Regions from separate parts of the Homo sapiens genome. Here region 1 is linked to region 2. The links are chromatin loops, found by intact Hi-C in ENCODE. Cell type or tissue: mammary epithelial cell. All regions are shown on one strand. Links, peaks and the distances in the headings refer to the core of each region. The heading gives the core; the rest is flanking DNA.

Region 1 (16,706 bases), core at 5,965-8,464, 110 kb after region 2:
ATTCAGTGAGTTCCAATTTACTAAGTAGGTTTCATGTAGTCAAAACAGTCAAATAGATTTATATATAGACATGATCTTTAATACATTTATATTAGTTATTAATTAATTTCACTCCAAATCATTGAGGCTTAATTTAAATGAACCCTTATGAAAAAGGTAATAACACTTACAAGCTTAACAAAATGAAAAGTTTGAACTGGGTGGGGAGAAAGGTTTTTGTTCATTGTTTTCTAAATTCTTAAACAAAAACCATAGACATGTAAGGAGGCTTTGGAAAATTTTAAAGCGAAAAGATCTGAGGAGGTTTTTGACCAAAAAAAACAAACCCAATCAATTTTAATGTAATGCCTAAGATCCAAGGATGTAATGACAAGAGAAAACAGAAGCCATTTGTGTAGTTTGAATTTAGCTATTTTTTCCTGAGACTTACTCTATTTGCAGTTGATGGGGTTAATGAGTGGGTCTGTTGGCCTGGTGGTTATATGATCCTATGCAAAAGCCACATGGCAAGAGAAACCATTCCCCATATGTCCTGATTTGGATCACTCCTGTGCTGTCTGCAGTAAAGGATCATTTCATCCAAATCTGTGGTCAGTGGCAAAACTATTTGTTGAACTATCCCAAAGCACAGAGCCTCACTTATTGATGAAGTGACAACTCAGGGGGCCATACAAATGGTTTTGTGTTTTTTTGTTTTTCCCAGGGAAGAGAAAATTAGTGCTGGAACTCAGGTGCATTCATTACGGAAACTGAAGTCTAAGATGTCACCACAAATATCATACAGTGAATGACTCCAAATCTGGAGGGGTGGAATCATGAAATGCAAGGGGAAATAATATTCTGGGATCCAAATACACAGCCAGAAATGGGCTTCTCTCAACTGATTTGTATGAGGTCAGAGCTTTGCTCTGGTATTTGAGTAGAAACAAAATCTTGGGAGTATGTTTCCTTTTTGGAAGTCCCCCCAGTTCTGCAGTACAGTTGTCTAGGACCAAATCTCCTTCAAGAAAATAAGGAGGGAAATTGGTTTCCAATTAAATGCTGAATGTACCATCAGAACCAAGCAAAGCTGCCTCCAACATTTAAAACATTCAAAACACTAAGCAATTTGACATACTTTTTCAAGGTGTTGGCCTTTTAGAAAGCCTGAGGAATGTTATTATAAGACACAAAGTGAGAAGCTTATGTACCATCCACCCTTTTTACCAGACTTAGAAGTTCCTCCCAGATTCTTTTAGGAGCAGAAGCAGAAGGCAACTGAAGGTGACATGAGGTGGCTCTACTCGTTTATAAGTTTAGGGTCTGTGATAAGGGCAGAAAACCATAGATGATGAAGGTACAGACCTTTTTCTCTGTCGTAATCATACTCAAGCTCTTTGCCAAGTTTAGAGGTTTAAGTACAAATGTCAAGCACCCTCTCTGAAATGTTGCCACCAAGAGCACTCCACACCTCCATCTGGAACTTCAGAAGATCACAGGCTTTTCATAAATCCCTGTATCATCCCACGAGCTATGACATCTCAGCAGCTACAAAGTCTAGGCCACTTGTATATCAGTCCGTTTTTCATAGTCTCTCCAGAGTTCCTTTTAACCTTTCTTTCATTGCCTCTGAGAAGAGCTGAGTTATAGACTCTGCTTATATATAAACTCTATTTATATAGACTCTAATTATATGAATAATTATTTCTTCAGGGGCTCTTGCAAATTAACACAAAATAATAATTAAAAATGAAACGAAATTGAGGATATTCTTAGAAAGGGTGAAGGACATGAAATACATTACTATCTGGGATTTCAACCTTTCCAAAGGTCAATAAATCCCCAAATAAAATGTAAATCCAAGGCTACCTGAGAATTCCATTTCTGTTGCATCTTTGTTCATGATGAGCATATGTCTTTTCATTTTGAGGACTTTTTAAAAGAGAAGAGTGACACACAATGCAACATGGACAAGGAATGAAAATTGCTTTAGACACTGCACTTTGAACATACAAACCTGGGAGGTGCCAGGGTCTGACACTGTATATTTCTTCCTTTGATCTGATTCTTCCAAACAGGATCCATGTACTGGCAAATTTCCCTAGTGTTCCCTGGTAAGCATCAAAGTAAACCACTGGTTGGCCTCGGTATTTCTACATTGGCTTTCTCCATTGTTTTTATACATAAAAAAAAAAAAAAAAGAAAACTCACTGGGCATTTTACATGTGGTTTCCATATTGTTCCTTAATCATTCAGTTTGAAAGTAAATCAAAGAGGAATGAAGAGTTAAAGTGCTTGAGATTGGGGTGAAAACTTCAGACTCCTGTAAGTCAACATTAATGTGTAGAGCATTTAATACAATTCTGGAACATCTGCAGGGCAGCTGTCTTACACAGACCAGGTTCTCAATAAGCTTTCATTATGTGTCACCACAGAATGGGAAACAAATATGTGTGTGTGAGTTGGGGAAGCAGAGGGTGGGGGGTGTAATTTGTAGGAAACCTAATTGATGTAACTTCCATTGAAAACAAGACAGATTATTCAAACCTATTCACAACAATATGATTATGAATACTCACCAGAGATATACTGAGTAATTACTGAATTAATGAATCAGGAAGGTTACTTTTCCCCCATGTACATTGGGAAATCAAAACTCAGTCAATTGTCTTTATGGCAGAACAAAACAACTATGATTCAAATATCCAACAAAGTTGGAAAAACCTGGCTTAACTGAGGGATGAGCTTATTGCATGCCTGCTCGGGTCACATGGGACATCTCAGCCCCTTTCCTCTCCCTCAATCTTGTCCCCTCTGTGGGCAGAAGCTCACCACTCAGCATCTCTTGTGCTTTTATCCTTAGGTTCCAGTTAGAAGCCATAGACCTCTGCTGCTTCTCCCAATTCTGTCTTCCTCTGCTGATCACACTGCAGAGTTGGTACCTCAGGCTGCCTACTCTCTGCTTTTAAAAGGCTTCAGAGAACCCTTCTTTAACTGTGGTCTCTGGAAATTTTCTATGAGATGTTGATTCTTATTCTACAAGAAGAGAATCTCATGGTCTAATGAATGTGTAAAACATCAAGTTAAACAGAGTTCTTTACTACAGAGCTTCTCGAAGCCTTTAATTTACCACTGTACATTATGGATCCAGGAGAAAAAGCAGATTTGGTCTGGCTGGGTCTTCCAGGGGTTCAGACATTTTTAAAACTCAGAAAATAGAATTGTTTTGTGTTTCTTCTTTCCAACCACTCAAAATATTTGAAAGGTTTGAGTCCGCTCCCTGTAATAACAAGGCAGTGCATTTTAGTCACCTGCAAAGCATCCTTCATCTTCTACTTAGAAGACACTGGGAAAAAATGAGAAGAAAACATTTACTCACTTTTCAGGAATCTGATATATTAATACCCAAGTTATTTTTACAAATTTGCAATTCATTGCTATGTTCATACTGGTTCTTTCTGAAATTACTATTTTTCTTTCATTCTTTTTTTAATTATACTGTTCTTATTTGCTATTATTAAAAAGAAAAAAGCCCCATTATCAGCTACCTAAAGAATGGCAGAGCACAACTAGGAAATGTCACCAACATGAAAAAGAAAGATTAAAATCTTCCTACCAAATACCTAGACTATGAGTCAATCAGGAGTTGAGCGACTTGAGTTTAGCCAGGCAGGGCTGGAAATGACTAAAATAAAGGACAACCAGGCTACTGATAGTAAATCACAGCTGGAAATGAAATTAAACTTTTAAGTTTAAGATTTTACAATTTGTTTTGGTGTGTTGGTGGGTGAGTGGTGGTGTGCGTGTATGTGAGTGGATAGGTATGTTACTGTGTAAAGGGTAAAGGTTTGGGGGTAAAGTTTTCAGTGGATAAGGAAACAAACAAGATTTAAAAATTTAGTTAAATAAATGGAGAGTGGAGAAGACATTCAGGTGGAAAAATACAAAATTAACTTTAAAAAAGAAACTGAGGGATCCAAAGGTCTGTAAGAGAAATATTCTACAACTGGAGAACATGTCTAAGACACACAAAACTTTATCACTATGCAGATTGTACACTATTTCTTATGCATCCCAATAAATGTGCCCAAAGGTAGCACTTTAAGCTGCACAGAAAATACCAAAGCCCAGACATATTTCAATGCCAGTTCCTGGGCAGGCTGGCCCTCAGGCAAAATATTCTGGAACACCTGGTTGGCTGGCAGATTTTCCTGGATGGCAGTGTTTTGGGACCAAACAGGCATTTATTTCAGCCTCTCTGATGCTTTCATATGGTAAAGGAGCAATCAAAGAATACTGGCTTTATTTTCTGAAGCACTGGTTTTGATCCACCTAAGAGGAAATGGCAGGGGCAGGGGATGGGAGGAGGGAAGGGGAGTAATGTGTTTCACAGCTTCAAATCAAACACTGTTGGAAAAAATGTCCAGAAAGCAATTCAGAGTGAAAATATTTGCTTTCTGGCTAAATAGCCAGTAGCTTTTTATTGCAAAATGGAAATAAACAGTACTGCTCATTTATACCAAAAAAGGGCAATCTACAAATAACCCAAATCCAAAAATAAAGGTATTGCCCAACAGACTAGGACATGATTCACTAAGGTCTTGACTTCAGAGTTTCACCAATGGTCATGGCACATGGATTAGAGTGGGCTGCGGTCGTGATTAGTATTAATAGTAAAAAGTCTCAAATATGCCCAAGTCCACACCCCAGAAGGATATGGGCCACAGTCTGTGTGATCCTTACCCTTCACTCTATTTATTGAACAGATGCATTCTCTCTCTCGCTCTCTCTCTCACCCTCATCCCATGCCCTGCGATGCTGAAGACCCATGTCCAGACCATATGCAGTGACCAAAATAAAAGAAAATCACACTGAAATGAACTCTATGAAATTGTTCTCTTTAATAGCCAACAGTTTATAAAAGAGAGTGAAAAAATAAATACAAAGCTAATAATGCTTACAATGAGGAGACAGAAGTTGGCCAAGAGAAAGAAAGAAATCATAATAGTATTCATTCATTCAATAATGCATTAAATACCTACTACACTGGGAACTGCAGATACAAGGAATAAAATATATCATCTGGTAAGAAATACGGGAATCAACAGATATATCATTCTAGATGTTCATGTATAAACTGATATTTTACATCCAAATAGCACTTTGAAGGCTTCAGAGACTTTTCAGCCACATATTTCACCTGATCCTCATAACATCATTTAGATATAGATCAGGCAGGTAATATATGACACTACAAAGTCAGAAAGGTTGATCTTCTTTCAAACATTCTGTTAATAAGGATGAGAACAGAGATTGAATCTCTGGATTCTTGTGCCACCCTCTATATATCTAGAAAATGAACAGTAATTTAGTAAGAAATCTTTCTGTGTCGAATCACTCCAAAAATAGCTGTTCCTCTGGATCCCATAGTCTGCACTAATTAGTGTATTAGAGCTATTTTTGGAGTGATTCAACACAATAAGATGACAATTATAAGGAAGCTTGTTTGTTAGCTTTTGATGATGACCAACATATATCATCTTGTTTGATGATGATTAACATAATCAAGCACTAAAGAATAAGCTACCTAACATCCATCCTTGAACTTTGTATGTAAACTGGAGTCTTCTCAATCCTCTAGAATTTGTCTGGGTCACTGCCATTCCAGAATCTACTCATGGTACCTTCTGTATCAGGCAGGTTTTATTCTCTGAGGTTTGGGCTCTAGTTTCCACCCACATTCACAAACAATGGGCACAGTCACGGAGGCTCTGAATGCAAAGCTGTGGACTCTTCTCAGCATTTTTGTGGTTGTCTTGGACATTCATAAGGATCCAAATGGACCGGGTACTTTGACTTAGCACCAGTCTCTACTTTTAAACTATTCAAAACATCCCTGTAAAACTTAGAAATGGCTCATGGCTAGGGTTGTATTAATCAACCTTGGGTTTTTAATAAATTCTGTTTGTTAGCATTTTGCAATTCTAGAATTTCACTTGCCCTTAAAGCTAAGTCATAAAGAATGGAATAATTCTAGACTACTTTTACTGCACATTAGATGAAAGACTTCCTCCCAGCAAACATATCACTATGTAGAATTAGTCACAGCTACTAGTATTAAAAATCCCAGACAGAATTTGGAAGTCCAAATTGTGAATTATTATCCGTTAGTTCATCCACTGAAATCATACTTAGAATCTACTATGTTCCAGGTGCTCTTCCAGACACAAGAGCCCCAAAAGTATGAAGACAGTCAAGCTCTCCACTTTCATGAGGAGGAAATAATAACCAAGGAAAAATATGCAAGATAATTACAGTTAGTGTGAGTGCAAAAACACAATAAAATAAGATGATATATGAAGAGTAGGTAGGGAAGAGGACTTTAGATCAGATGATCAGGGAAGGACTCGAGTAAGTGACATTGGAGGTGCACATGAGGTTACCAGCACTTGGAGATTTGGGGCAGAGCACTTTAGCCAGCAAGACCAGCAAGAGCCAAGGCTTGGGGTAGAACTGAGTCTGAAACTACACCTAGAGCATGGCAAACAAGGGGCATCGCTAGTCCAAGAGGTTAGAAGTGAGCTGTGGTAAAGAGATGAGATCTTTGTCCTAAGTGTAATGGGAATCCACTGGAGAATTTAAGTTAAGGTAGTGAAGTTATCTGATTTCAGCAAGTGGACCCCAGAACCCCTAAATATAGGAAAAGATGCTCTTTAGGAGGCAGTTGGCTTATTTTCCTGATGAATGGAAATGCTGTGTCTGAATAACTTGCAAAAGCAAAGTGGAAAATCTGCAGGTGCCACTCTTGAGTGCAGAGCCTTGCTATTTACTTATGGATCCCAGAGGTTTCTGACGTGGTCCTGGTATAAAAGATTCTAGGCAGCTGTGAAGAGTGAGTCCAGGGGTAGCCAATCCCGAGTTCTGTCTGGGCATGTATCACAGCCACAGTCACGGAGGCAAGTTTGTGAAGGTGGCTTAACACACAGCATGAGTATCCCAGCATCGTTGCTGAAATTGCTTCCTCCCTGCTGTCTCCCAGGAAACAGACTCACTGACCCAATCTTTTTCTGCATTTCTAATTTCTGCCATCAATGGCCAGTGATTATCTAAATGGGATTGCTCAAGTATGTCTTTACTGTATTGAAGATGAAATAGCAGCCACAAGGCATTTTTTAAGCATGAACTACCTTTAGTATAAAATAAACTATTTCATTTATTCAGCTCATCATCTGTTATCCTTAAACAGTTCCATATGCATTGGTTTATATTTGATATACAAGACTGCTGAGCCATAGCACCCACGTGGTAACAGCAGGCACACGTTTTAAACAAGCTTGATGTTACTGCCCTATAATATCCTGCCACAGAGCATTCTTTCCTAAGAGTACAATGCTCTTTGTGAATATCACCTCATTAATTCTGGGAGAGGCAGTGACAATCCCTTTCCCCGCATTTTACCCGTAAGGAAACAGAACCACAGAGAGATTCAGAGTGAGCCAAGATGATGTGCAGTTACTTGATGGCAGGATCACAGATAAATTCCTCATTTCATTTGAACTGAAGACTTTACATCCTGCCCCACCCACACGATGCCAATTCATCAAGCCCTAACGAATAAAGCTACCTAACATCCATCCCTGAACTTTATATGTATCCTGGAGTCTCCTCAATCCTCTCCAATTTGTTTGGGTCACGGCCATTCCAGAATCTACTCATGGTACTTTTTGTATCAGGCAGGTTTTATTCTCTGAGGTTTGGGCTCTAGTTTCCACCCACATTCACAAACAATGGGCACAGTCATGGAGGCTCTGAATGCAAAGCTGTGGACTCTTCTCAGCATTTTTGTGGTTGTCTTGGACGTTCATAGGGATCCAAATGGACCGAGTACTTTGAGTTAGCACCAGTCTCTACTTTTAAACTATTCAAAACAGCCCTGTAAAACTTAGAAATGGCTCATGACTAGGGTTGTTTTAATTAACCTTGGGTTTTTAATAAATTCTGTTTGTTAGCATTTTACAATTCAAGAATTCCACTACCTTATGTCTCAAAATAAAGTTAAATTTTAAGAAAGTATTTTCCATCTTGAGTAGCCTACCAGTTACTGTTGATGTCAATGATGCCAAATTTTTAGTGACTTGTTTCAGGTTTGATGAAGCTCATGATGACAGCTGTCTTTTGTGGCTTGTAGAAAAGCAAAGGAAATGCAGAAAAAAGACATCTGATCTGAAATTACTTGGTGGGTAAATGTGAATTTGATATCTGTGAGAAGCAAGTAATATTCCAGTTGTCTTCAGGTTATTTTCTCCAGCAATTTTGCACCATCGCTACATCTCTAATATCACTGTAGGTTGTCTTTCTCAGTGTGAAAAATAAATAATGAAAATCTCTAGGTTGGACTAAAGCAAAGGACAACAATGGGTCAGCCACATCAATCTCCCTTGTGCTCTCAGTTCTCCTCAAGTATTTCGTTTTCATGGCATTCCTCAGTCCACCTAACCATCTGGGCCCATAAACAAAAATATTCATTAGTCCCTTAACAAAGAAACCTTATTCACATGGTTCCAAAGCCATGAGTACATTCTCAATTTTTAAAATTTTTTAATTAAAAAATAAAAGTTGAATATATTTATGGTATACAACATATTTTGAAATATGTATACATTGTGGAATGGCTACATCAAGCTAATTATCACATGCATTGCCTCACATGCTTATCATTTTTAGGGGCTGAGAATACTTAAAGTCTACTCTCTTAGTAATTTTCCAGTGTATGTTGTACAACAGATCTCTTGAATTTATTCTCATAAGTGAAATGTTGCACCCTTTCACGAGTATCTTCTCTCTGCCCCCATCCTCTAGACCTTGGTAACCATCCCTGTACTCTCTACTTCCATGAGTTCAAAGTTTTTAGATTCCACGTATAAGTGAGATCATATGGTATTTGTCTTTCCATGTCTGGCTTATTTCACTTAACATAATGTCCTCCACGTCCATCTGTACTGATGTAAATGGCAGGATATTCTTATTTTTTTCAGGCTGAATAGTATTTCTTTGTGTATATATACCACATTTTCTTTATCCATTAATCCACTGATGCATTTAGACATTTAGGTTGATTTCACAGCTTGGCTATTGGGACTAATGCTGCAATAAACGTGAGCATGCAGATATCTCTTCAACATACTTATTTCATTTCCTTTGGATATATACCCAGTTGTGGGATTGCTGGATCATATGGTAATCCCATTTTTAATTTTTTGAGGAAATTCTGTACTATTTTCCATTATGGCTATACTAATTTACATTCCCAATAACGGTGTGCAAGAGTTCCTTTTTCCCTACATCCTCACCAATAGTTGTTATTTTTTGTCTTTTTGATAATAACCATTCTAATAGGTCTGAGATGATATCTTATTGTGCTTTTAATTTGCATTTCTCTGATGATTAATGATGTTGAGCACCTTTCCATATGTCTGATGGCCATTTGTATGTCTTCTTTCGAGAAATGTCTACTCAGGTCCTTTGTCCACTTGTGAATCAAGTTATTTGTGTTCTTGCTATTGAGTTGAGGTCCTTATATATTTTGGATATTACCCCTCATTAGATGTATACTTTGCAAATATTTTCTCCCATTCTGTAGATTGTTCCTTCACTCTGTTGTTTCCTTTCCTGTGCAGAAGCTTTTTCGTTTGATAAAATGTCATGTGTCTAGTTTTGCTTTTGCTGCCTATGCTTTGAATTCATATCTAAAAAATAATTGCCCAGACCAATGTCATGAAGGTTTCCTCCTATGTTTTTTTCCAGTAGTTTTACATTTTCAGGCCTTATGTTTAAGTTTTTAATCCATTTTGAGTAGATTTTTGTCTGACGTAAGACGGGGGTCTAATTTTATTCTTCTGCATGTGAATATCCAGTTTTCTGAGCACAACTTAGCAAAGTCTTCTCTCCCCATTGTGTGTTCTTGGCATCTTTGTCAAAAATCAATTGACCATGAATGCATGATTTATTTCTGGGATCTCTATTCTGTTCTATTGGTCTATGTGTCTGCTTTTATGACAGCACCATGCTGTTTTAGTTACTATAGCTTTGTAGTAGATTTTGAAGTCAGATAGTGTGATGTCTACAGCTTTGTTCTTTTTGCTCAAGATTGCTTTGGCTATTCAGGGTCTTTTGTGGTTCTATATGAATTTTAGGATTTTTTTCTACTTATGTGAAAAATGTTATTCACAATTTCATAGGGATTGCATTCAATCTGTAGATCACTTTGGGTAGTATGGACGTTTTGACAATATCAATTCTTCGGATCCATGAACACAGAATATCTTTCTATTTATTTGTGTCTTCAACTTTTTTCATCAATGTTTTATAGTTTTCAGTGTACAAATCTTTCACCTCTTTAAATGTAATCCTAAATATTTTTATAGCTATTACGTATGGGATCATTTTCTTGATTTCCTTTTTAGGTAATTTTTTTGTAAGTATATAGAAATGCTACTGATTTTCGTGTATTGATTTTTGTATTCTGCAACTTTACTGAATTCACTTATTAGTTCTAATAGATATTTGCTGAAATCTTTAGATTTTCTAAATATAAGATCATGTCTGCAAACAGAGACAATGAACTTTTTCCTTTTTAATTTGGATACCTTTTACTTCCTTCCTTTGTCTAATTGCTCTGGCTAGAAATTCCAGTACTATGTTAAATAGAAGTGATGAGAGTGGGCATCCTGGTCTTGAACCTGATATTAGAGGAAAAATCTCTGAACTTTTCACCACTGAGTTGGATGTTAGCTATGGGTTTGCAGTATATGGGCTTCATTGTGTTGAGGTACATTTCTTCTATACCGAATCTGTTGAGAGTTTTTAATCAGGAAAAAATGTTGCATTTTGTCAAATGCTTTTTCTGAAACTATTGAGATGATCATATGGTTTTTATCCCTTCTGTTAATATGGTGTATAACATTTATTGATTTGCATATGTTGAGCCATCCTTGCACCCTAGGGTTAAATCCCATGTAATCACGGTGAATGGTCTTTCTAATGTGCTATTGAATTTGGTTTGCTGGTACTTTGTTGAAGATTTTTGCATTTATGTTCTTGAAGCATACTGGACTATAATTTTCTCTTCTTGCAGTGTCCTTGTCTAGTTTTGTTATCAGGGTAATGCTTGCCTTGTAAAAAGAGTTTGGAAGTATTCCTTCCTCTTTGGTTTTTTGGAAAATATGAGTTCTTCTTTAAATATTTGGTAGAATTCATCAGTGAAGTCAGCAGGTCCTTGGACATTCTCATTTGAATGTTCCATTTTTATGATGTCATTCATTGAGCTACAAAAGAACCACTTGATACTAGTGTCCAAATTCCAGTACTTTAATGAGGTACACAGATTCTCACCTAAACTCTTTACATGTACACTACTCTTTAAAGATACTTAAAATAATCTTAAACTAAGTGAGCAGTGGATAGAATTGAGGTAATCCTGACATAGTCTACATACAAGTGCTTTCTTACAGCAAAATAGAAACAACAGAATCTGATTCTATACCTAGGTCTTGTTTCTTCAATAATCTTTGAGTTAATCTGTCCCAGAATTAATGCCTGTGCCATTGCCCAGAATGCTGAATGACCCTGGCCGATACATGTTGACTTGCTCAGAAGTCTCTTCAGGGGAAGCTAGCTAAACATGATCTGGGAGAGGACTACGCTTGAGGACGTATCAGGTCTCTACTTTTCATGTTTTTCTCTTCCCATTCTACTTTCCACAAAATATCCAGAGATTCTTAGAAGGGCCAAATGTTGAAGGTGGTCATGCACAGGCCTAGCTTGATTCCCAGCCAGGGTAGGAGTTTTCTAAAAATACTATCCCCATCAGATTCCTGATACTTATAAGTTTAAAAGTTGAACAAAATCTTATATACACAATGTATAATGAGTCTTAAAATGTTATTTCCTAGGAAAAGGAAATCTATGATTTAAAGTTAAACCAAAGTATAAATATGTGGTATCAGAGATAAGGAAAATCATGGTCAGAAAACCTGAGTGCAGACCTCAATTCTGCGACTTTTCCCCATCTTTGTGAATCTGGACAGTTTATATATCTTGAATCTTAGCTTCTTGGTTTGCAAAAAAAAAAAAAAAAAAAAGCATAATAATTAATGCCATGGAGATTTTATAATTAAAGGGAGAATAAAACTAATGCACCAAACTAATATAATCAATATTGCCAACAACGAATGATGTTTAGTCTTCATTCTTACTTTATCCATTAGCAGCATTTGATGTCCTTGACCCCTCTCTGATTCTCAAAACGCTTTTTTCCCTTGGCCTCCTGGATCCTACACTCTCCTAGGGTTTTATCTTCCTCCTTTGACTGGTTGCTTCTCAGTTTTCTTTATTGTTTCCTCATCTTTCTGGCATCTTAACATCTGAGTGTTCTAGGGCTCAGGAGTAGGAAATCCTCAGCAGAAGCAGACTGCAAAGTCAAACCTTTCAAGCATTCAGAACCAGCAAAGTCTGCCTGTGGGCAGACAGAAGAGCTGTCCACTATGTAGTGAGAATAAAACTCTACCCAAATGTAGATGTCTGCTAAACTCCAACGGTGAAAGGAATGGGATGTGACCCCATGATCAGGATTACCCAGAATAATCCTCACTTCAGTCTGGCCGACATCCACAAGTATCTTATATTTGGCCCACCTCGAACTGAGGAGGACTCAGACACATGTTACTGCCCCAGCCTGAGGCCATCAAAGAAAACATCTCAAAGATTCTCTTTTACCAAAAAGATTCATGTCAGATTTTCAGACTAAGGCCCTTGGTACTAATGAATTTTGAGTTGGAGTGGTAGCCTTGGCAAAATAATGATGACAATTCAATTTAGGCCTCCTAATATGTGGATGTTCCTGGAGGTGGAGGAAGAAAACTTGGACACAACTGGAATGTGTGTTAGACAGCAGAAATAGAGGCCATGACCAGCTTAGGCCCTAGGTTCCTGAGATACAATAATTCTTCTGAAATGGTGTCCTTTTACTCTGTCTTCCTAGAAGAACTCAGCTCTACAAGTTTTAAAACATTGCTGGGAAGAATGATCTCCATTTTAAATTCTGGATACACGGAGCTCAAGATGGCAACAAATCCAACACTAAAGAAACCGATACTCCTTAGGCACTTACTTTATGCCTAACATTGCTATGTGTGATTCACATGTTATCTCCATTAATCCCCATAATTACAGGGACACACTAGTATGACCCCCACTTTATAGGTGAAGAAATTGAGGCTCAGAAAATGGTTAAGCCACTTACTCAAGGTTGCCCAGCAAGTGATGGAGTCAAGATGAAAATAGGCAACCCGATTCCATAGCCCACATGCTCCATGGCCCTGGTGCTCCATGCTCTGTGCACAGACTGGCTGAGGCAGAGCTGCAACAGGATCCCTGACAGCTAAAGTTGCCATTACAATGATGATTCGTATCCTTCATTTAAATATAGATGAACACCACAAAATGACAAATGTATCTTTATGTTAAAGGTGTGTCCATTATGATGCAATAATTGGCCCTTTTAGCATTTTCATTGCCACGAATCACACATTATGTAACTATTACTAAGCTAATCCCACTAAAGCCTATTAATGTCAGAAAGACTTGGGTGTTTCACTACTAAACTGTCTCTGAGGATGTTTTAACACTTGTTCTTAGGCTGCATTTAATATCTGCAATTATGGGGAAAGGATGCCATGAAAACTATCCTTAAATCCTTTTTTATTTATTTTGTTTTGAGATGGAGTCTCGCCCTGTTGCCCAGGCCGGAGTGCAATGTCACAATCTCGGCTCACTACAACCACCTCCACCTCCCAGGTTCAAATGATTCTCCTGCCTCAACCTCCCAAGTAGCTGGGATTACAGGCGCCCGCCACCACACCCAGCTAATTTTTGTATTTTGAGTAGAGACGGGGTTTTACCATGTTGGCCAGGCTGGGCTCGATCTCCTGACCTCATGACCCACCCACCTCGGCCTCCCAAAGTGCTGGGATTACAGGTGTGAACCATAGTGCCGGCCAAATCCATTTTTAACACAACCAAACAAAACATCAACTTGATTGAGAGCTCCAGGACATTGATTGAGAGCTGTTGCCATATGTTTTTAGGCTCCAGTATATCAAGGCTAAAGTGCTCACCATTGCTAGAGGACAAAAACACACAGCAGCTGCTCAGCAATGCCTAAGCCTGTGGCCCAAGTCGAAAAGAATTAGACCAAGTATTACAGTAATCAGGCCTCAAGCAAGCAAAAGCCTGGCTCAATACTAAGAACCCCCTACTAATGGGGAGAGCACACCTCCATACTCCGGTGCCTGGGGAAACATTTCCCAGGAGTGTGGTGGTGTTCTGCCTGCTGGGAGATAGATACCATTAACCTCTCTTCTTACTATGTTTGAACTCCACTTGCACTCTTATCTCTGAATTTTGTCTTGTTTCCACTAAGTATTGCTTGCCCCTTCTTCTTCATACTCAAAAATATGGATGTAATATACCTGCCTCTAAGGCCCCTTTGAAAGTTCATCTTCACCCCCAAGTTAAACAGAAAACCCTCATGCATGTGTGCAGTCTGATTTCATCTTATGTGGCGCTCCTCCTACTGACAAAATATGTTCTCACTCTGAGAAGTTTCCCTGTGCCGCTTTAGTAATAAACAAATCCACCTGTGTTTGCATCCTAGGCGTTCTCAGTGTACCACACTTGAGCTCTGCCTCCCCGGTTAGGCATCTGCTCTGGAAGCACGAGGAATATTGCTTTCAGTCCTCTTATATTCCTGATACCCTTGACTTTGCAAGGCCTAGCAATACGCGGCACTTACTATAAATTAAATAAATAAAAATCCATTTAAGTCAATCAAACCAACAGCTCTCTGTTTCTCCTGTGAAATGGAGAGGCAGATGAGTAGCCCAGCATTCTGCATGGTTCCCCTGATGCACTCTCCCTGCCCACTGAAGCAGCCCTGCAGTTCCACCCAGTCATTCCCTGCTTCTCTGCACCATAGTGACGGGTCCACCTAGAAGGAAACTCCCTTTAAAAGTTGCTCCATTAAACTGATAAGAACAGATACTACACTTGATTTTAGCCAAGAGGATATGGAGAAATAGGAATGCTTTTACACTGTTGGTGGGAGTGTAAATTAGTTTAACCATTGTGGAAGACAGTGTGGCGATTCTTCAAGGATCTAGAACCAGAAATACTATTTGACTCAGCAATCCCATTACTGGATATATACCCAAAGGATTACAAATCATTCTACTATAAAGACACATGCACATGTATGTTTACTGCGGCACTATTCACAATAGCAAAGACTTGGAACCAACCCAAATGCCCATCGATGATAGACTGGATAAAGAAAATATGGCACATATATATCATGGAATACTAAGCAGCCATAAAAAAAGGATGAGTTCATGTCCTTTGCAGGGACATGGATGAAGCTGGAACCATCATCCTCAGCAAACTAACAGAACAGAAAACCAGAAACTGCATGTTCTCACTCATAAGTAGGAGTTGAACAATGAGAACATATGGACACAGGGAGGGGAACATCACACACCAGGGTGAGGGGCTAGCGGAGGGACAGCATTAGGAGAAATACCTAATGTAGATGATGGGTTGATGGGTGCAGCAAACCTCCATGGCTCGTGTATACCTATGTAACAAACCTGCATGTTCTGCACATGCACCCCAGAACTTAAAGTATAAAATAAAATAATTATAAATTTTTTTAAAAAGTTGCTTCATTCTGGGGACAAGAGACCACCAAGCTGTTGCATGTTAGAACAGACCTACTGGGAGGCAGTAGAGGGCACTGTGGACTCATGCCCATGACACCCCCAATAAGCACACCTATGGCAAAGAGGAAGTGCCTAAGTCCACAGGTCTCGAGTTTGTAGTGCGCATACCTCCTGCCCAAGTCTATTGCTGCTGTTGCTTAGCCCTTTCAATATTCTTTTCTTACATTTTGTTTTTCTTAACTGTATCAAAGCTTGTGAAAAATTCATATCAGTTATTTCAATTTTTCTGAAAGATTCAGTAAATCAGATATTGTTTTAAAACAATCATCACCAAAGCCACGTGGCTTAGTGAGGATTGTTTTAAAACAGTCAATGAGGAAGTTAGGAAATAATTCTTCATCTCCAGACTTAATTGACTAAGTCCCAAAGATTATTACCCTATATTATCTCTTAAATCACACCCCCTCTTACTTAGGACAGGAACATACCCCTGAACAACAGTGCTCAGCTGAGGGGGTGAACAAGGCTAAAACCCAGCCAATCACTGCTGGCAAGGCCTTGAGCCCTGGCTCCAGGCTGCACCTGCCTTAGGAAGGGGCGTCTCTCTACGACACTGAATGGCCTCCTGTGGATCACCACAGACCTGCTTTAACCACCTTAACTGCAACCACCTTGTTCTTGGCCCTTATTTATACGTTGACCACTATGACCATCTCCTAACACTCCTAGAGGTAACTTAAACTGCATACACACACATATATTCATAACTGAACAAGCTTTATGCATATTTACAAATTAAATGTGCCATCACTGAAATTCAAATTAAAAGCATTAATCAAATGTGACCAACATACTGTTTGACTAAAATTGAACCTCTTCTGCTCCAGGGAGGATAAGGAGCTGACAGCTATGTTACAAGATCTATCTAGTTTTGTACTATATAGACCATGTGTT
Region 2 (16,706 bases), core at 9,261-11,760:
ATCTTGATTATTTTCCTTTTTAAACCATCCTGAACCTTAATTAGAATTATAGCTCTTCCTGGTCTTTTATGCTTAGCCTTTTGACAACCCTTCCATCTGAGTGTCTCCAAGGGTCCTATCTCTAAGCTGTCTACTTTCATTCCTTTTTAGCTCCATTATTGGTGATCTATTTCCTCTGTTAGGCTCTTCAACCCTTTCAACTGACCATCTTCGGCAACTTTTTAAGACAGGTATTTTTCTGTTTCCTACCATCAGCAGCAACTAGAGGCAAAAAGAAACTTGCTTCTGAGAACATAGATGCTGATCAATCAGAAGCCAAAACAATTATTTAGCTTTATTCTTATTCCCCTTTTCATCAGCGTTCTCTCTTATGCTAATTTGAAATAGAGACTTTGACTTAATAGGAGGCCCATGGCAGCTGACCTATTGGAGGAATACCCTAACCAAGACTTCAGATCAAAACGCACTTCATGGTGGAATACAGTCAACCAAAGTTCTCACAAGGTTTTTGAACACCAATTTAAATGGCTTTCATTATAACCTTTTTAGGATGATGGATGTAACACTGAAATTTTGTCTTCTAACCATACAATTTCACCAGCAATATTCAAGAAGATTTTCCAGACATCTGTTTCTATTTTTCTCTTTATTTTTCTCAGATTCCCTCTAAGCTCATTGGCTGACCTTGACATCACAGCCAAGCCCTAAATGAAAGCATTTTATCACTCTCCATTTTTTTCCAAAGAAGGTCTTGAGATTTTATTTTCCAAGCAATAACAGATTCCATTCCTGAGACTTCTTATCATATCTTTAGCCACATCATAAATAACTCGAATTTTATATTGACAAAGAAAGTTCTATTGTACTTTTTTTTTTTAAGAAACATGGTTAACAAGCTGAATAGGACCCCTCATTACTTTATATAACATGGTCGGTATAACTTCTTTCTGAACTATGATGACAAGCAGAAAATGGGGCATATTTGTATTTAAAGTATAAATTAGTCAAAATTTGAGCTGAAATTATAGCAAAGGAATTGTCAAGTTTGAAATGCAGTCTGATGCCCTTGAAAATAATGAGAATATAATTAGAAAATAGTACATAAAATTCACGGGTCTCAGAAGATCAGCTACAGAAGGATCACGTCATCCTAGGCAGAGTGTCTCAAATGTGTCTTTCAAATTGTTGCCCCTGAAGAAGTTCAGTGATGTATCCAAGGTCACATACATGGATTTCTGCCTAAGTGAACCTTCTTCCTGTTTTCCTGGGCACCGTGTCTGAGAACTGACTGTCTGACTCATTCTTTTCTAAGCCCTAGAGGGACAAGGTTATGCAATTCTCCACAGGTATTTTGGCAGCTTCTTAGGATATTTGACTCAGGCCTCATCTCCACTCTTCTCTTAGGAGAGAATACGCACATTCTATAAGGGACATTAGACCACCAGAGAAGATGGTTACTCCCACAGCAGGATAACAGCCTTGTGGGATTAGAAGGCCACCATTCTATGATCCAGCTTCAGATGAAATTTATTGAGCACCTACTATGCATCAAGCACTGTGCAAGGTGCTCCAACAGAGACTATCTTTCTTGGCCCAGGAGGTTGACATACCTAACCTGATTCCACCACCAATTAGCACTGAGACCTTGGACCAAACTTTGAGTCTGTTTTCTTTCTATAAATCTGAAGAAAAGTTACCTGGCCTTCTTATCTCCTAGAACTGTTGTGTGGGTCAAATGAACTAATAAGTGGCAAAACACTTTCTTAAAATGTTATTGAAATATAATGTACATACAGAAAACCACATAAGTGTATAGGTGGATACATTTCACAAGCTAAACACACCAGTGTAATCAGTGCACAGTTCAAGACATGGAATGAACATTACCCCATGAGTCCCCATCTAGGAACAGCCCCTCAAAGGGTAACCACCATTCTGACTTCTAACAGGCTAGCTGTTTTGCCTGTTTTTCTACTGTACATAAATGGAGTCATATGCTATAAGCTTTTTGGTACATGGCATTTTTTGTTCGGAATTATGCTTGTGAATTTCATCCATGTTGCTGTGTACTTTTGTAAGTTCTTTGTTCTCATTGCTATGTAGATTCCATTGTACGAAGAGACATTTTATTTCCCACTCCATTGTTGATGGACACTTGGATAGTTTCTAGCTTTGGTCTGTTCACAATTATAAACATTCTAGGACACGCCTTTTGGTGAACATATGTATTCATTTCTATTGGGCATATCCTGGAAGTGGAATTCCTGGCTCCTAGGCTTCATGTATATTCAGCTTTGGGAGATGTTGCCAAATGACTTTCCAAATGGTTGCTCCAATTGACATGGCCAATAATAGAACCTGAGAAATACCAACATTAGGTATTTTTAGGATTTTTTTTTCATTTTAGGTAAGTAAATTATTTCTTAATATAATTAGATTACCACCATTTTGAATGACTCATCTCAGGGCTCATCATATTAACACAAATAAATATTTCATATATTTGTACTGTGTGTCTGAGGACATTTTATTATTCAATTGTGGTATATGCAGCATCTGGATCTACGAAAGTTAACCACAATTAGGGCCACTGGAATATAACATCCATATTTATGCTATTCTATAGAAATCGGACATCCCAAGCTTGGCTGAATTAAAATATGCATTAAAATATATATTTCTCAACTAGTCTTATGTCCTAGCAATGATTATTTTAAAAGTGTAATTTAACTAAATTAACTAGCAAGTCTGGTATCTCAAGGTAAAGACTTTTGGCTTGAAGAGCTTCTCTAGAAGGTAAGCTTTCAGTTCGGAGGAGCCTCAGAGACCCTTCAGCCTACTCTCTCATCCTATAGGTGAGTAAATTGGGGTCCCCCAAAAGAAAGGACTTACTCGTGACACCGGAGCTACTTAGTATCAGAGCCAAGACCAGAACCCAAATCCCCAGAGCCTCCCTTGACTTTTTATATCGTCCCTGCCTCAAACTGGCCAAGGTTTCTTAAATAGTTAAGGAATAGATGCTGCTACACAGTAAGTGACCACAGAGGAAACCTCATATGGACAGGACAGCGGAGAGAAAGGCCTAGGTGAATTCAGTGAAGACAGAGCAGCTATCGCAGTTGACTGTTCAGAGAGGCACTGGGGGAGAGCGGTGGTAGAATATTCTGTTGGTCCTTCCCCAGGCTGCCAGTGAGTGCAGACCGGAGACTAGACAGAAAGGTCTCAAAGAGCAGTCCTGGCCAGTCACAACCCTCCCCAGCCACACATTCCTTCTGAAAACTTCCTCTGAGGTCTTCTCCTTCCCACCACAGAGTTCTACCATTTGCCCAGATTACTCTTCCCACAACCTTCTCTCATGATGCTCCTGCCTTCACCCTGCTAATTCCTGCACATCCTTCAGATCTCAGTGTCTTCTCACTCCAGAGCATACATAATCATCACATCATTCCTCCCCATGCTTGGCACTTGTTAAGTCCTCAGTAAATAATGAGGAATGAATGAATGAATGAACATGCTATCCAGTGCAGTCCTTGTATAGTAATAGAGGCAGAAGTCCTTGCCCTGGTCAACTTACCATAGTTTCTTGTTCTTTGTCAGGGCACAGGAACAAAGGAGGGGGTTGTTGATATTGTTTCTTAAATAACTTAAAAACCATCCCCAAGTATTGATTCTAACCTACAAGCAGAGTTGAGAACCACTGCTTGGGGTAATTGTTATCATTTCTGGTTGTATGTGAGAATATTTATTATTTTTTTAAATAACCTTTATACAATCAAAAGGAAATTTTTGAGACTTTCAATTTTTAAGTAATTTGAGACTTATGTAACAGTTGCAAACAAAGATATATTTTTAATAAGAAGAATAAATGAGAATGGACCTCAAATTTTTAATTTTCTCAAAGCCTAGAGTGGTTTTGTTTCTCTGCTCTTCCCAACGTACTCCTGCCTACTACCACTACCCTCACCAGCAAAGACAAATTAAAAGGAGTGGGGGAGACAAAATGAAGCAAAACAAAACAAAAACCTTCCATTATAGTGTGGTAGAATGGCCAGAGAAGAAAGGAGACAGTACCAAGCTAAGAGGGAAAATATAAAAACAAGAGGATTAGATGACATCAATGCAGTGGTTTTGCTCAGAAGACAAGGAATGTTGGAATGTAGATAGCAAATTCCTGTCCTGAGGGACAAGTTTCAATTCTGTAACTGTTAGACATGAAAATACAATAGGGCTTAATCTTACCAAATATAGATCCACCCTGGCCAAGTACAGGTATGTACCTTTGTGTAGTCATTTATTTGCCCTTCCCCTGCCCACTGCTTTCCATTAGCACATAGTGAAAATCTTGCCCTGGAAAGAAAGGAGACTAAAGCAAAAAGTGAGTTAACACATTGGATTCTTCTGACATAGCTTAGACAGTTCCTCCATCATCAATCCCCTTAAGTCATATTCAGTGAGTGTTCTGCTGGCTGGAAGGAGTTAAGACATTTTCCTATTAATATCAGGTGGCAAATGATAGGCCAAGAACATCTGATAGTTTTTGCTACTCTGTAAAGTTGAGGTTTAGCATCCAAAAGTAGTTACTTTCCTTTCAATAGAGAGGGAGGAAGAGCAGAGTGAATAAAACAGGAGCTGGAGTCTTGCCCATGTAGTTCTATGAACCTGGACAAGTTGTTTCACCCCTCTGTGGCTCAGTGTACTCATCTACAAATAAGGGTTACAATAGTACCTACTTCAAGAGTTGCTAACGGGACTTAATGAGTTAATTAATACATGTCAAAAGCTTGGAATTGTGCCTGGCACATAACAAGGGCTCAAGATATGTTAGCTGTGATCATCATAGTTATACGCTTGGTTTAGCTATAAATTCTTATTTTGAAACTGCATTCGTTTCAGTGTAAGTGAAATATCAGGAAACAATTTGAGCATAATGTAAATGCCAAGTTTACTCTCTGCAATTTTATCTGCAAAAAGTATTAGATGAACCCAGGAAACTGCACTCAGCTGAATTGAGCTATGTGGGATCCACAAAATCCACACATTCACAAACCTGAGACGCCTACCAGCTAGTGTAGTTCACCATGTGTGTGATGGGCCACACCCATCCACAACCATCGTTATAACTTTTGATCGATTTCAGATAATCTCCTCACCATTTTGCAATAATTTATCAACCGCAACCCTTCAGATACCCACTTCCACAAACAAATTTCTATCTTTTTTTCTATGAGTGTTCATTGTCAACCTTCAGGGTTTGAGACACACTGTCAGGAAGAAGTCCTGGAAAGCGAGCACAGTAAACAGGAAAGACAGAACTTCTGTTGGTCCTCATTTCAAGATGGTGCCTGCATGTTTCAAAGGTCACCAAGCAGAACGCCAACCCACTGAAAATATTGCATAATGCATAAGGGCAGAACAGAAAATTAGGACCTAAGTGTTCAGTACCAAATATATTAGACTTTTTCTTTCCTTAAAGTATATTCAGACTGAGATTCCTAGAATTAAAACAGCTTTTAACCACAGAAGAGTTATTGTAACCTTAAATTTCTGGATAAAATTCAGAGTGAAATATGTGCAAAACAAAATTGAGATCATTCCTGAATAACCAAGTTAAGCCTTTTGAGGCACTGAAAGCAAAACCCTCTCTGTGTGTCTTTATCTCTCCCCCTCCCTTTCATACACACTCTTCAAACCAATACAAAAAAATTACTTAAAGAAAATATAGGCATGTAAATATATAAAATAAACTCTAAGTAAATCTAGAGTGTAGGAAATTTTGAGAGTACAAAAATAAGGAATGCACAAAATTTAAGCAAATTTCTACCCCCATTGCCCCTCCAAATGTAGTTTTACAATCTGCCTGCAAATGTTTATCAGTAAGAAGAGAATGCCTAATGGATCAGAAACCTGATAAAAACATATTCAAGTAGAAAAAATGTTTTCCTCTAACTAAATAGTACTGTATCCTAGGGATCAAACAAACAAACATAAAGATAGTACACAGCAGAGGCTAAATGCCGCCGCCCTGTTTGTTAGTTGATGACTTCCTGATCTCAGTTAAGAAAAGTCAGCTTGTGCTGCTATGGATCTTCTTAGAAGGTAGAAAGAAACTTAACCCCATGCAAAGCCCCATGAAATTCATTTGCAATTACCTAAAGCTCCCAATACCCTGAAGTCTTATAAGGAACACTACTTCATTTTCAATTTACAAACAAAATTATGCATTAAATTCCTGCCATCTGCCACATACTGTGCTTAAATGCCATGCTCACCATTACTGCCTGAGAACCACGGTGGTGGGAGCAGGAGGCAGCTCTGCTCTCCTGAATTCAGAGCTTGGACTTAGCCTTCATCAGAGCTGCTAGCACCACTGGAGAGCAGCGTTTTCATGAGCTCTGGGAACATCCAGGGCATGTTTAGAGAAGTGATCAAGACTCCTTCTTGGGGGGTACCCAGGAAGGTAGTCTCTGCCCTGAACTTGGCTCTTTTCTCAGAGCAGACTATGTGACATTTAATTTCTTCACTGAAAAGAAAGATGTGCTGTTTATAGGGCCAATATAACCACAGGAAATAGCAGAAATCCTGAATTTAGAAATGGTAAAATTCCTGAGAGTTGAAGGCTTATTGAAGACTGTGAAAGATCATCTCTGGAAACAGTAGATAGGAAGCCATGAATAAAGCCAGTATCAACCATTGTTATGGGGATGAAGCTACAGGACAGGTCTCACTGGCCTCAACTTAGACTTAGCTCCAGAGTCAGCTAATATCTTTCCCAGGAAGAGAAACTTGGACAAGATTCAGCATAAACATTATCCTGGACCTTGCTGGGCATTCTTCTCTTAACAGAGTTCATCTGAGCCTTCAAAGCATTCATATTGCTGGAAAGTTGCCATTGTAGCCTCCTGTAAGCCTTCTCATAATGAACCAGACAGCCATATGGAAGAGAGTGGATCATCAAGTTGGAGTGACAAGCACGGACTTCATCATCAAAGATCCACCTAGGCCTTTGCTCAGTGCTCTATCAAAATGTAGGATTTGGATACCAAAGTGCACCAAATGGCAAGGACTGGGGGTTCTGAATAATAGGTCTTGGTCTAGACAAGCCCAATGGAGCAGGCGTGGCCTCTACCATAAGCTCTCAACTTGGCTCAGACTTATAGACCTAACTTCACCCTGACATCTTCATCTTCCTTCTCCACCCTCTTCTTAACTCCAAACACAATGATAGCCTTCTCCTCTCCAACACTTAATGGTTTTTCTCATTTTAGTGCTAAAGGTCTTTGGACAGTTTCTGTCAAGTACTAGCCCTGCTTGTCTGCAGATCCAGAGAGCCTTAATTGACAGATTCAACTGTGCCTATTCCTGAACCAATTCTGATCAAGAAAGTGGTCCCACCAGTCAGTGCTGACAGGAATTAGTCTTTTGCTGTCAACTAATGGTTTCCAATTAGGGCAACTTTTTCCACCCAGAGATATTTGTCAATGTCTGGAGACATCTATGGTTGTCACAGCTGAGGGAATATTAATTAATAGCACCTAGTGGGTAAAGGTGAGGAATGTCATTAAATACCCTACAATGCAGAGGGTAACCCCCCACCAACAGAGTACTGTCCAGCCCCAGCTGTTCACAGCGCTGAGTTTGAGGAGCCCTACTCTACCTAGTCCCAGGGATGAGGCATGGGAACCCATGCACAAACTGAGTCAAGCTTTCCTTTACTGCCCTATTGTGTTCTCCTTGTCGGTTTGATTTCAGCCTGGTGTACCTGCTTCAGGCTCTGGTTTTCCCTGCTGAGTCCAGAGTCTCGCCTAGGGCCTTGCCTGTTTGTCAGATACCTTGGTTTATGGCAGACCCCTCACCTGGATCTCCAATTGGAGTTCTATCTATATAGATCCACAAAGCCATAATTCATTTAATTTTCAGTATTCTTGCTGCAAGAACCCTTTCCACCAATCCCTACTTACCTGACCATAGTCCAGGAACAAAAACAGTGAAGTCAGCCTGATTTCCAGTGCTTTGGGATATAATATTCTGGACTTCTGACTGCTTTTCTCAGGGGTCATCCTACACCCAACCTGGTTGCCATTTCTTACCACCCCCCAAAATCTGTCCCTGAGGTCCCAAAGTGACTTGAGGCTGAGCTGACCCCCAGGATGCTTTGAGGGAAGAATTTCTAAGGGAGCAACACTAAGCACTATGCTTAGGGTAGCACTGTGCTGGGCAGACACTTTAACCCAAGCTCTAAAGCCATGATGAGTCAGTCCAAGACACTATTCTCGAATAATAACGGCAACTTCTTATGAGCCACCCAAAGTAATGTCTCTCTCTTTAGTAACTATTTCAAATTTTTGTGTGATTAGCCATTCTCCAACTCTGGGTGTAGAGAACAAACCCATAGCTATTTCCCTGGAAGGGACAGCCACACACCCTGCCAGGATATCCTGCTGCCCCCAGGCACTATATGAAGACATACCCATTCCTCCCTGCCATGGCAGAGAAAGTCCTTTCCAGAGAAGAACTTTGGTTTCTTGGCCTTGTTCCAGACTGAACCAAAAGAGGAAACGAAATAGACAAAGCACCAGATGGAGAGTAACTAGTCAGAATGATTCAGTCCACAAACACCTCCATATCTAAGAAATGAGCACAGGTTTCCAGCACACTAAGGTACATCTGGGTGGGGTGACAGCAATAGGTGCTCATTTGAAGCAGTTGGAGATCATGGTACACAAAACCAGCCTTCGAAGTAGTATGTTACCGCAAGAGCCATGGCCACTTTGAAGTAAAATCAAATTGTCATTGGTGAGATGAAGAAGCTGTGGAATTTCAACCTGGTTGGTTTCAGCACTTGCTGTTACATTTGCACTGCTGTTTAAAATGCTAGTTCTATTGGATTCTGAGGATACTATACAAAAAAAATTCCCAAGAATAAATAAAGAAGTAGTACCCCAAGCACAGGAAATGATCATCAAAACTCATCCTTTCCTATAGTGAAAGGATTACTATTTCACTATTACTATAGTGAAATCAGTAATTTTCACAAGGAATCTGCATCACCAGCAATCCTCCCTGGGGAAAAAAATGGAAGTGAATAAACAGATAAAACCTAAAATAGGGGCTGGGCACGGTGGCTCACGCCTGTAATCCCAGCGCTTTGGGAGGCCGAGGCGGGTGGATCGCGAGGTCAGCAGATGGAGACCATCCTAGCTAACACGGTGAAACCCCGTCTCTACTAAAAAAAAATACAAAAAATTAGCCGGACATGGTGGCGGGTGCCTATAGTCCCAGCTACTTGGGAGGCTGAGGCAGGAGAATGGCGTGAACCTGGGAGGCAGAGCTTGCAGTGAGCCGAGATCGCACCACTGTACTCCAGCCTGGGCGACAGAGCGAGACTCCGTCTCAGGGAAAAAAAAAAAAAAAAAAAAAAAAAAAACCTAAAATAAGGCAACCATTTCAAATAATGTAATAATAAAATCTAAAATATTACACCCATTTGAAAGAACACAAAGATATAACCTAAAATATTGCAACAATTTTAAAGGTTCTATAGATCTAAAGTAGCGGCTTCACGCTTTTTGAATATAATTCTAAATAGCACAATGCTTCCTTTTAATTCTTTTGGATTCCTGGAGAGACAGCTCCTGGCTGAGTATCAGTTGAACACACAGGTTGTCTAGGCTTTTCAATGATGGTGATGGACTTCTTTTAAGCTATCCAAATTTTTTCTTCGAAATCAACATCCTTGATTTATGTCAGCAAAAAAGCAGCTTTCTGGGGTTTCAGTTACACCTGAGCTCTGTCCATTGCCAAGCCCATATGTACCAAGGAGTTTCAGATGCAGGAAGCCCAACAGCATGAATTATTCTGAGACATCACCAGAGAACACAAATAGGCTAGGGCATCAGATCAGCAAGTCATAACTAAGCTTTCAAGCTATAGCTGACAATGAAAATAACCCCAGAAGTCTTGAGAAGCACAACCTATAAAGCAGAGGAGTGTGCTTTTCTGGAGTGAGCATGATCCAGATTTACCAGAGGAAGCATGTCAGCTGTAAACACACTCTTAGCAGCTCCATCCTAACCTGTTCCAGGCTCTTTGGGGACTGACAATCTCATCACCTGCATAGCTTGCCACAAACTTCCACGCTAAGGCATTTGCACGTAAACTGACCTTCACACTTCAGCTAATATCTTCACTGCACAATGAAATGAATGTGAACTAGAAAATCAAATTCTGTGTAAAAATAGGCAAGTCTCTTCCCAAATAAGAACAAAAGCCAAAAATTCACCTTATAAATGAGCTTTAGGAATAAGTTTTATGCTATTTTATTTTTATAGTTCATGAGGGTTCTGCAAATACTATAGCTAATCCAGTGTCACCTCCAACAGGATCTTCCAGGTAGTTGTGATTTATGTCTTTATTAGTCATGTTAATTACATAACAATACCTAAAGGGCTGCTTCTTGCATTCATTGCTTGCTCACACCACAGTAAAAAAATAATCATCACCTGACTGGTATCACAAAGCTTTCTTTCCACTACACTGGAACATTTTTACTCATCTCACACGATGATTTCAGAAGGACTGGAAGTCCATGGGATGGGTGCTTGAGCCATTTGAAGTGGCCTGTGTGTCAGTCAAAACCATTGCACCTAATCCACCTGAACAGGGTATGTAACTTCTTGCCTGAGTTGAGTCTTCTTTACCACAGCAGACTAAGGCAGGCTTTTATCCCCGTCATGGGTGAAAGCTTTAGCAACTGCTGCTCTCTTTCCATGTGGAGGATCATACATTATCACTGTACTTCTGGCCTCTCACCAGAGTCCCGTTCATTCACCCCTTGACAGCATATATAAGCCACATCCTGTAACTTCAGCTTTATCGGTAATAAAGATGATGTTTTGGTGTATGATTGCCTTATTCCTTTGTCTTATTTCTCAGTTGTGTTTGAATTTGGCCACAAAAAAAGGACTTTCCTTAGAATAGTCTAACATTTGGTGGATTGGTTGGAAACACTGAGAAACATAACAAATGGCTGAAGTGGGAAAAATAAAACAAACATTAAATGATCTTGAGCGGTTCTGGGCTTTGGATTTTTTTGTGTGCATGAGAGAGATGTTTTGACCTTAGTGGATTGCGGAGGCTTTTATTAGCTCATAAGGTTGCTTTTTATAATTTCACACTTGGCTTTTTAAAAATTCTATGACTTGGAAAAGGGGCCTTAGGCTTTAGGACATAATATTTCAACCCCGACAGATAATTACAGCTTGTCCAGTGGTAGCTTTATATGGACTGTTTTTTATATGTAGTTGTTTGTTTTATAGATTGTGACAGCCTAAAGCAAGATTCCATTGCCCTCAACAAAGACGTAACACTCAGGGAAAATACCAGGACAATTCAGCTTTGACAAAGTAGTGGCTGGGGGACTCAGAAAGCCTGGGGCTCAGCCAAGTCACATGTGCAGGAATGTCATCAGCAGACACCAATTGCACGAGACTTAGAAAAGGCCTGCCTTAAGTGGATGCAGGGAATCTCATGGTGAAGTCTTTCCCCTAAACAGTACAAGCCACTTGTCTTATCACACACATGCTAGTGATTCAGGGACCTCAGCCTATGCTAGTAGGCAGCAAGGCCACATATTTAGTTAGTGGCTGAGCAGGGATCTGAATACAGGCTGGATTTGCCCCAGAATACAAGCTCTCAATCAACTGTATTATTAGTTTTCTTTTGCTGCTGTATCAAATTGCCAGGAACTTAGTGACCTAAAACAGCACAAATTTATTATCTTACACTTCTGGAGGTCAGAAGTCCCAAGTGGGATCTACTAGGCTAAAATCAAGATGTTGACAGGGCTGCAGGCCTTCTGAAGCATCTAGGAGAAAATCCATCTCCTTGATTTTTCCAGCTTCTAGAGGCCACCTGTATTCCTTGATTCATCCTTAAGGAAGTAGCGTAGCAGCTGTAAATCTCTCTAACTCTGACCCTCTTGTCTTCCTCTTATAAGGACCCTTGTGATTATATGGAGCCTTTCTAGATAATCCAGGATAATCTGCCCATCTCAAATCCTTAATGATGTCTGAAAAGTCAAAGTAACGTATGACAGGGTCCATGGGATTAGGATGTGGATATGTTTGGGAGGAGGTTCTTCCATCTACCATTCCAGGACTCATTCAGCCTCCCCTTCATGTTGACATTGCATCTGGGGCCATAGTTTTTGACAATATACTAAGCCCCACATTCTGAGAATGTAATTTTTTCTGGGATAATTGCTTTAGAGGATGAGGTTTGGCTTCTTTTCTCAATATGGTAGGTGTGGCCCACCAGTGAAAATAATAACTGCTTGAAACTTTTCATCAGTAAAGTCATCAGAAACCCAGCATATATTTTCTGCAGTCCTGCAGGAACCACACCAGCCTCAAGAAGAGCGAGCCCCAGCTGCAAGCCCTGGCAGGACCCCTCACTCTGCTAACACTGTGGAGACCCCTCACCCCAACCCTTAATGGGAAGTCAGTATATAATTAGTCACGTTGGGTTGGGCTTTTAATTCACCAAAGCAGTAGAGTTTGATTCAGACTTTAATTCACTTGGGTTTTGTTAACATTAGACTTAAACTTGCGAAGGGACTAATGTATCGATTTTAATTCTTCTGAGAGAATTTCACAGAGGGAGGAACTATATTCAAATTTGGGGCATCCTCGCTTTCTTGGCATTTTATTCGTGGAGTTTCTCTCTGCATTTTCACTTAATTTTATTTCATAACTTCCAGTAGGTTATATTGGACAGTTACTTCCAATAGATTATATTGAACAGTTGTAGCAGGACAGCACTGAGCAAGGGAAACAGAATAGAAAGAATATTTTTGGCCTTGGAGTCCATTTAATTACTGCATTGTTCTGACCCATTTCAAAGCCTCCTGCAGAAAAATCTCATCTCAGCAGGAGGAAGCCTGCCCAAACCAGCCCTGCTGGGTAAGTTGCTTTAAGTCCAGCAGGAATCAGTGTCTGTAGTGGTGGAGATGAAGCAGGCTGCAGCATGCTATTGCTGAATGGGTTAAAGCTCCAGGACTCCAGGAGGCATCTTTACTTTACAGTCCTCTTACCTCTCTCACCTAGGGCCCCTAGAGTTGTGACAGCCAAGAAATAAGCCACATTCTCTAATATCAGGTGTGTTCATTGAAATGGTGATACTTTGAACTCTAGCTGACTTATTATTTGTCTTTTCTTTTTTCAGTTGGATCCAAATTTAAGTGAAAAATGGGGCTGTTATTTATTGGGACCCCACGAAATTCCCCCTAATTTTTTTTCTCTAGATTGTTATACTGGCCTTCTAGTGGGTCTCTTTCTTCAGTCAGTTCTTGAGGCCTGTGCTGTAGGCATTTGAGTTTGTCATCTTTTGCTTACAGCAGAAGAGCTTAACCCTTTTTGAGACAGGAACCCCTGTGAAAGTCTGGCAGATCCTGAGGACCCCTTTCAGAAATAATATCTTTAAATATGTAACATAAAATACACAAGATTACAAGTAAAATAATCACACTGAAATACAGTTCTCAAAAATGTTTTAAAACAAAATTTACCCTCAGCAGGTGATGATAATTAAGGTAGGAATTAGTGTAGCTTCAAAGAGGATATAAAACATAATTAGTTCTGTAGTTGTGAACGCTATAATTTAAAAAAATCTGCAGGGAAATCAATATAGAAATATAGAGCTTTTTTCGTGGGGGCGTGCAAATATACAATTCATATAATTTATATGAATCCCTATTATTACATTAACATGATTTAGTACTTAACCTATAAGCACCATAATTTAAATATGCTGATAGCACAAATGATATTTCAAGATATCTCTAGCCACCATAACAGAATATGGAAAGATCTATGATCTGTATTTGTAACAAAGTCATAGGAAATAATTCAGATGCGATGTGTTGCCGACATTCATAAATGAAGAAAACGGCAAATTTCAGTTAGAGGTTAGTGAAATATATGTTTCTTTCCAAACTCATGAACTCCCTCCATGGAAACCCAAGTTTTAAGCCCCATTCTTAGAGTGGCTGTCTATTGTTTATCTGCCATAGGAATACCCGCTATTCTACTGTCCCTTACACCACTTATCTATCAGATATCACTCCAGTCTTTAACACTTCACCAGTTTCATTCTTCATCATTCCTCAGTGCTGAGCCACTTTTATCCAAAGTAAATCACATTTTTAACTGTAATACACCAAATATTCAGATTTGCCCACATGCAATTCCTTCATCTTAAGTGATTGCTCCAAGTTCTGAGGCTTATTCAATATGCATTAAATTGTACATGGTTTTGTTAATATTTCTTAGTCTATATGTGTGTATTAAAATGAAGAGTGGGTGCTAAACACTCAGCACACATGGACATAAACATGGGGTAATAGATACTGTGGACTACTAGAGAAGGGAGGGAGGGGGAGGTTGAAAAACTACCTATTAGGCACCAAGCTCATTACCTGGGTGCAGCATACCCATGTAACAGACCTGCACAGGTATCCCTGCATCTAAAATAAAAATTGGAATTAAAAAAATGCCAAAGCAACTTATCTTACTGAAAAGATGTGAAGATTCACTGAGTTTTCATAGAAATGTAAGCTTAGTGAAAGCAGAAATTTCATCAGTACTATTTATCTTGTATCCCCAGTTTTGGGCAGACAGAAGGAGCTCAACAAACACTGTGGAATGGGTAACTGATCCAGTATTCAATGATAAACTCAGATTTCTTAGTGACACAAACACATATTAAAGAGTATAAAAGTTACTTGGGAAACAAGAGTACATTCTTGAAGAAACTGGCTTTAATTCTTGGAATGTCTATTTTCATATTATTAGAAATATAAAGTTTTCTTCTTACAAATGTTGTGCAAGTATATAGGGAATGAATGATTACTTCCTTTTTTTAAATAAAAGATGTAGTGAAAGAGTCTATCAATTCTTTTATTGCCATTAATAATGACGAATGTTTAAGTCCTGTACTATAAAACACTGTGTTCCACACCCTTTATAGCCACCTCCTGTTATGATGCTTCAGATACCTTAATAAGCATATTTGCTCAATGAATAATGTTGACTTTTGTTCCTTTTGTATTACTCAATAGCTCAGAGTTTCACTATTTTTTCCCTGAAATATATAGATCATTTTTCAAACATAGAAAACATCAGTTAAATTTTATCTCTAGTTTTTTGAACATATATAAATAGAGCAGTTATTTCCATTGGTGGTTTCTTGGAGTGAGGATTGGCATGGATGGGTTTGTTTTTTGAGTGATAATAAAATACAAGATTAATATACTATGATTTGTTTTTAAGAGCTAAAAGCATTTTTTAAAGTTCAAGAAGAGATCCCTCAGTGGGTTGTAAAATCATTTTAGTGGGTCACAAACATGATTTTTAAAGGTGAAATAGAACAAAGTAGAAAATACCAGAATGCATCAGACATAGTAAGGAAGGAGTGTTTGGTAAAACTTTTGGGGAAAGGGGGAGAAAGAGAGAGAAAGAGAGAGTGTGTGCGTGCGTGTGTGTATTTTAATGAGTTGCAATATAAAATGTATTTATGACTGTAGGTCATGGTCAAAGCATCTAACATACATTAATTATGGCCATTATATTGAGTTTATAGATAGAGAAAAAAACTGTGGCTCCATACAACACATAGAGCTGGTCACAGAGTTGATGTACTATTATATTTCTTGACTCTCATTCCAGTCCAATGATCTCCCATATAGAGAAGATTTTATTTTTATTTGTTCAGATTTCTTGCTTCATTTTCTTTTAAAATGAACCAATCATGAAGACAGAATTGTCTGTCTAGGTCACACAAGAGTCTTTATCACTCTTTAAGACCTTTTGTTTTTGTGTTTGCATTTCTTGGCATAAAAATCTTCAGCTAGCTGGACTTTAAGGTGGGCATCGAAGTTCTGTATGGAATATGCCTATAAAATGGCATTGGCAATTCTTGTATCACATGAATATTATAGAAATTAAGTGATGTAATGTGTGAAAATAATCAGTACAATGGCCCACTGAAAATGCTACATATATATTCAAAGCTAGATTTACATATCCTTAAGCTTGCCTTTCATGGACATTTAATAAGACAGCCAACAGCATAAGAACATAAACTTATTTCGAAGATTGAAATACCCTTTATTCATCAAATGTGACCAGTCAAGCAAAAATATGCGACTATAAAGAATGCTATTCTTCTAATGTTGCATTTTAATACAATCAAGCCTATGTGTGTGGCAACATACACAACTGTATGTTATATTTAATTACATTATACATAAACATGATTTTTTGACCATTTATTGGAGAAAAACACATTTAAAATATAGAATACTGGGCTTGTGTTTAGGTATGAGTAAGAGTTTCCTGATATAATTGTTGTTAAGCAACATACCACAGAATTCTGTGGCATCTTCTTCCTCGAATTTTGTTTTAAGAATTGCTATTTAAAACTGACTCAATCTGTGCTGATTAGAGACTAGGGGACAAAGTATATAACTAGCACATTATTTGTCCAAGTCCATATTCTATAATTCATTTTAAAATATTTTGAAATTAAGCTCTTTCAATGTATTTTCTAAAAGGACATATTTATAAATTAATTACATTTAAATTAGAGAATTATTAATTTCTGCATCAGATTCAACAGCATCCTCCTTCAACCACCTCAATTGTCTCAAG

Evidence for each region. Peaks named below come from ENCODE experiments on the same cell type or tissue, not always from the same donor. Only the 100,000 strongest peaks of a DNase experiment are listed, where the experiment ranks them.
Region 1: a loop joins it to region 2, with 2.2 times the contacts of the local background. A loop is called at or near these places in 4 of 110 quality-filtered maps.

The regions. Positions count from the first base shown.
Region 1 is chr15:39,297,338-39,314,043 of GRCh38, forward strand. The region is part of intron 1 of LOC105370777 (a long non-coding RNA gene); the gene reads right to left. Among named protein-coding and RNA genes, the nearest start is that of LINC02915, 55 kb to the left of the region's middle. In mammary epithelial cell, for the core only: no CTCF peak of the experiment used is centred there; a DNase peak (open chromatin) is centred at 6,934; H3K27ac peaks cover 2,262 bases.
Region 2 is chr15:39,187,809-39,204,514 of GRCh38, forward strand. The region is part of intron 1 of LOC105370777 (a long non-coding RNA gene); the gene reads right to left. Among named protein-coding and RNA genes, the nearest start is that of LINC02915, 55 kb to the right of the region's middle. In mammary epithelial cell, for the core only: a CTCF peak has its summit at 10,366; a DNase peak (open chromatin) is centred at 10,503; H3K27ac peaks cover 2,420 bases.